Linked DNA regions of Homo sapiens: region 1 is linked to region 2. Evidence: read pairs that join two places in POLR2A ChIA-PET (ENCODE). Cell type or tissue: Panc1. All regions are shown on one strand. Each heading gives the region's core, and the rest is flanking DNA. Links, peaks and the distances in the headings are about the cores only. Region 1 overlaps CNNM2 (cyclin and CBS domain divalent metal cation transport mediator 2). Region 2 has its middle 23 kb from the start of RPEL1.

Region 1 (2,913 bases), core at 173-2,672, 220 kb before region 2:
CGTTGGCTCATGCCTGTAATCCTAGCACTTTGGGAGGCTGAGCCAAGCAGATCACTTGAGGTCAGAAGTTTGAGACCAGCCTGGCTAACATGGTGAAACCCTGTCTCTACTAAAAATACAAAAATTAGCCGGAAATCACTTAAACCCAGGATGCTGTGGTTGCATTGAGCCAAGATCGCGCCACTGCACTCCAGCCTGGGCACCAGAGCGAGACTCTATCTTTTTTTTAAAACACTATTCTCTCCTAGTTACTGTATCCCCCCGGGTAACCACTGTCCTGACATTAACATCAATTTTTCCTGTTTTTATACTTTATATAAATGAAAACATACAAGGTGTATTCTTCTGATATGATTTCTTTTACACAGCATTATATTTGTGAGTTGTATTGTAGACTGTGCATTCTCATTGCTGAGTAGTACTCCATTGCATGAATTTTTTTTTTTTTTTTTTTTTTTTTTGAGATGGAGTCTTGCTCTGTCTCCAGGCTGGAGTGCAGTGGCGCAATCTCGGCTCACTGCAACCTCTGCCCCCACCCCCGCCCCGGGTTCAAGCGATTCTCCTACCTCAGCCTCCCAAGTAGCTGGAATTACAGGCACCTGCCACCAAGCCTGGCTAATTTTTTTGTATTTAGTAGCAATGGGGTTTCACCATGTTGGCCAGGTTGGTCTCGAACTCCCGACCTCAGGTGATCTGCCCGCCTCAGCCTCCCTAAGTGCTGGATTACAGGCGTGAGCCACCATGCTCAGCCTCATTGCGTGATTATACCACACTTTATTCTTTCTATTTTTGAACATTTAGGTAGTTTTCTTGTTTTTAGCTATTATGAATAGTGTTGCTATGAATATTCTCGAACATGTCTTTTGGTGGACATCTGTGTGCATTTCTGATAAGTGTGTGCCAGGAAGTGGAATTGCTGGATCATAAGGCAGTGCTTCTCAAACTGTATTGTGCACATCAGTTTCCTGGGAATCTTGTTAAAAGGTAGATTCTGCTTCAGTAGTTCAAGGGTAGAGCCTGAGAGTCTGCATTTGTCAGGAGCCAGTTGGACTGGCTGTGGACCACACTTTGAGTATACCAAGGCCATAGGATATGCTTGTGTTTGGTTTTAGTAAAGAATGCCAAATGGTTTTCCAAAGTTACTGTCTCAGTTTACATCTCCAACAGCAGTGCATGAGATTCCTTTGTTTAGGTGTGTGTGAGTCTGTTTCGCTCAAACTTTTACATATCTTCTTCTAGATCGTCTCAGCTTTTCTTGGACCTTTTGTGTTTTCACATAAATTTTATAATTGGTATCAGTTTCCACATACAACCTGCTGGATTTTTGATTTGGATTGTATTGAATCTGTAGATCAACTTGAGAAAGAACTAGTGTTTCAACATCCAAATTCCTGAACATGGCTTATAGCCCTCCATTATTGAATGGTCTTTAATTTCTTTTTTTTTCCCCCCTCCAGGTTAAAGTGATTCTCCTTCCTCAGCCTCCCGAGTAGCTGGGATTATGGGCATGCGCCACCACACCCAGCTAATTTTTTTGTATTTTTAGTAGAGACGGGGTTTTTCCCTGTTGGCCAGGCTGGTCTCGAACTCATGACCTCAAGTGATCCACCCACCTCGGCTCCCAAAGTGATAGGATTACAGACCTGAGCCACTGTGTCTGGCCTAATTTCTTTCAGTAATATTTCTAGTTTTCTGTATAGAGATTTTATTTGCTAGTTCATTCTTAAGTATATGATTCGTTGATACTATTGTCAATGATTTCATTCTAAAATTTCTATTTAATAATTGTTGGCTGCTGGTATATAGAAGTACAGTTGGCCAGGTGCGGTGTCTCACACCTGTAATCCCAGCACTTTGGGAGGCCAAGGTGGGTGGATCACCTGAGGTCAGGAGTACAAGACCAGCCTGGCCAACATGGTGAAACCCCGTCTCTGCTAAAAATACAAAAATTAGCCAAGCATGGTGGTGCACACCTGTAATCACAGCTACATAGGAGGCTGAGGCAGGAGAACTGCTTGAACCTGGGAGGCAGAGATTGCAGTGAGCTGAGACCGCACCACTGCACTCCAACCTGGGCAACAAGAGCGAAACTCCGTCTCTCAAAAAAAAAATTGATTTTTGTATGTTAACCTTTAATGGAACAATATTGGTAAATTCACTTACCATTTTTCATTGTATATATTACTTTATTTTTTTGAGACAGGGTCTCATTTGTTCACCCAGGCTGGAGTGCAGTGGCATGATCATAGCTCACTGCAGCCTTGATCTCCTAGTCTCCAACAGTCCTCTTGCCTCAGCCTCCCAAGTAGCTGGGACCACAGGCACATACCACCATGCCCAGCTAATTTTTGTATGTTTTGTAGAGACAGGGTTTTACCATATTGCCCAGGCTGGTCTCAAACCCCTGGGCTCAAGCTCATGGTTATATATAGATTCTCTTGGATTTTCTTTGTGAATGTAATCGTGTCATATGCAAATCATGACAGTTTAATATATTTCCTTTCCGAGGTTATTTCTTTCTCTTTCTGGAATGTACTGTTTGGGACCTGCAGTTGAATAGGAGTGATAGTGATATCCTTGTCTTATTTCCCATTGCAGGGGGAAAGCTTTCAGTATTTCACCATTAACTGTGATGTTTGCTTTAGATTTATTTTCTTTTTTCTTTTTTTTTTTTGAGATGGAGTCTGGCTTTGTCATCCAGGCTGGAGCACAGTGTCTGGATCTTGGCTCACTGCAACCTCTGCCTTGGGGGTTCAAGCAATTCTCCTGCTTCAGCCTCCCAAGTAGCTGGGATTATAGGCACCTGCTGCCACGCCCAGCTAATTTTTGTATTATTGGTAGAGACTGGGTTTCACCATGTTGGCCAGGCTGGTCTTGAATCCGGACCTCAAGTGATCCACCCGCCTCAGCCTC
Region 2 (2,913 bases), core at 257-2,756:
ACTATGGCCTGGCATGGTGGCTTATGCCTGTAATCCCAGCACTTTGGGAAGCCGAGGTGGGTGGATCACCTGAGGTCAGGAATTCAAGACCAGCCTGGCCAATATGGTGAAACTCCATCACTACAGAAAATACAAAAAATTAGCCAGACAGGCCAGGCGTGGTGGCTCACGCCTGTAATCCCAGCACTTTGGGAGGCCAAGGCGGATGGATCATGATGTCAGGAGATCAAGACCATCCTGGCCAACATGGTGAAACCCAGTTTCTACTAAAAATACAAAAATTAGCTGGGCATGGTGGTGTGCACTTGTAATCCCAGCTACTTGGGAGGCTGAAGCAGGAGAATCGCTTGAACCCAGGAGGCGGAGGTTACAGTGAGCCAAGATCACGCCACTGCACTCCAGCCTGGCAACAGGGCAAGACTCTGTCTCAAAAAAAAAATTAGCCAGATGTGGTGGTGGGTGCCTGTAATCCCAGCTATTCGGGAGGCTGAGGCAGGAGAATCATTTGAACCCAGAAGACAGAGGTTGCAGTGAGCTGAGACTGCGCCATCACACTCCAGGCTGGGCAACAAGAACGAAACTCCACCTCAAAAAAATAATAATAATAATTAACCAGGCATGGTGGTGCATGCCTGTAATCCTAGCTACTTGGATCATGGGGGAAGACATCCCCCTTGCTGTCCTCATGATAGTTCTCATGAGATCTGATTGTTTAAAAGTGTGTAGCACTTTCCCCTTCACTTTCTCTCTCCTGCTCTACCATGTGAAGATGTGCCTGCTTCCCCTTCACCTTCTGCCATGATTGTAAGTTTCCTAAGGCCTCCTCAGCCATGCTTCCTGTACAGCCTGCAGAACTGTGAGTCAATTAAACCTCTTTTCTTCAGAAATTACCCAGTCTCGGATAGTTCTTTATAGCAATGTGAGAGAGGACTAATACAGCTACACACTGTTAAACAACCAGGTCTCATGAGAACAGCACCAAAGGGGAAAATCCACTCCCCTAATCCAATCACCTCCCACCAAGCCCTACCTCCAACACTGCAGATTATAACTTGACATGAGATTTGGGTGGGGAGACAGATCCAAACCATACCATTCTGCACCTGGCCTTATCCAAATCTCGTGTCCTCACATTTCAAAATACAATCATGCATTCTCAATGGCCCCCAAAGTCTTAAGTCATTCCAGCATTAACTCAAAAGTCCACAGTCCCAAATCTCATCTGAGACAAGGCAAGTCCCTTCTGCCTGTGAGCCTATAAAATAAAAAACAGGTTAGTTACTCCCAAGATACAATGAGGGTACAGGCATTGGGTAAATATTCCCATTCCAAAAGGGAAAAATTGGCCAAAAGAAAGAGGCTACAGGCCCCATGCAAGTTTGAAACCCAGCAGGGCAGTCATTAAATCTTTTTTTTTTTTTTGAGATGGAGTCTTGCTCTGTCACCCAGGCTGGAGTGCATGGAGTGCAGTGGCACAATCTCATCTCACTTCAACCTCTGCCTCCTGGATTCAAGCAATTCTTCTGTCTCAGCCTCCCAAGTAGCTGGGACTACAGGCAAGTGCCGCCACTAGCAAGTGCCTGGCTAATTTTTGTATTTTTAGTAGAATATTTTTGTATTCACCATATTGGCCAGGCTGGTCTCGAACTCCTGACCTCATGATCCGCCCACCTTGGCCTCCCAAAGTGCTGGGATTACAGGCATGAGCCACTGTGCCCAGCTGAATCTTAAAACTCCAAAATAATTTCCTTTGACTCCATGTCTCACATCTAGTGCACACTGGTGCTATGGGTGGGCTCCCAAGGCCTTGGGCAACTCCACCCCTGAGGCTTTCCAGGGTACAGCCCCCATGGTGGCTTTCATAGGCTGGAATTGAGTGCCTACAGCTCTTCTAGGTGGAGGGTGCAAGCTGCCAGTGAATCTACCATTCTGGGGTCTGAAGGATGGTGGTCCTCTTCTCACAGCTCCATTAAGCAGTGCCCAATGGGGATTCTGTGTAGGGGCTCCACTGCCCTAGTAGAGGTTCTCCATAAGGCTCCACCTCTACAGCAGGCTTCTGCTTGGACATCAAGGCTTTTCCACAAATCCTCTGAAATCTAGGCAGAGGCTCCCAAACCTCAACTCTTGTACTCTGTGCACCAGTAGGCTTAGCATTACATGGAAGCTGCCAAGGCTTATGGCTTGCACCTTCTGGAGCAGTGGCTGGAGCTACAGCCACTTTTAGCCACAGCTGGAGCTGGAGTGGCTAGGATGCAGGGAGCAGTGTCCTGAGGCTGTACAGGGTGACAAAGCCCTGGGCCTGGCCCACAAAGCCATTCTTCCCTCCTAGGCCCCAAGGCCTGTGATGAGAGGGGCTGCCGCAAAGGTTTCTGAGATGCCTTTGAGGCCTTTTTCCCATTGTCTTGGCTATCAGCATTTGGCTCCTCTTTACTTAAGCAAATTTGTGTAGTGAGCTTGAATTTTGAGACAAAGTCCCACTCTGTCGCCTAGGTTGGAGTGCAGTGGCGCCATCTCGGCTCACTGAAACTTCTGCCTTCTGGGCTCAAGCGATCCTCCCACTTCAGCCTCCTGAGTAGCTTGGACGACAGGCATGGTTTTTCCTTTCTATGTGGGCCTGGCTGCAAATTTTCCAAACTTTTACCTTCTGCTTCCCTTTTAAATACAAGTTCCAGTTTTATGTCATTTCTTTGCTCATGCATATGAACATAGGTAGTCAGAAGCAGCCAGGTCACTTCTTGAATGCTTTGCTGCTGAGAAATTTCCCCACCAGATACCCTAAATCATCACTCTCAAGTTCAAAGTTCCACAGACCCCTAGGACAGGGGCACAATGCCTGCAACCTCTTTGCTAACACATAACAAAAGTGACCTTTGCTCCAGTTTCCAATAAGTTCCTCATTTCCATCTGAGACCT

The links. Peaks named below come from ENCODE experiments on the same cell type or tissue, not always from the same donor. Only the 100,000 strongest peaks of a DNase experiment are listed, where the experiment ranks them.
Region 1: POLR2A ChIA-PET joins it to region 2 with 7 read pairs; 2 of 35 experiments call an interaction of 5 or more read pairs at or near these places.

The regions. Positions count from the first base shown.
Region 1 is chr10:103,003,551-103,006,463 of GRCh38, forward strand. The region is part of intron 1 of CNNM2 (cyclin and CBS domain divalent metal cation transport mediator 2); the gene reads left to right. Among named protein-coding and RNA genes, the nearest start is that of CNNM2, 87 kb to the left of the region's middle. In Panc1, for the core only: no CTCF peak of the experiment used is centred there; no DNase peak of the experiment used is centred there.
Region 2 is chr10:103,221,631-103,224,543 of GRCh38, forward strand. No RefSeq gene overlaps it. Among named protein-coding and RNA genes, the nearest start is that of RPEL1, 23 kb to the right of the region's middle. In Panc1, for the core only: no CTCF peak of the experiment used is centred there; no DNase peak of the experiment used is centred there; H3K27ac peaks cover 433 bases.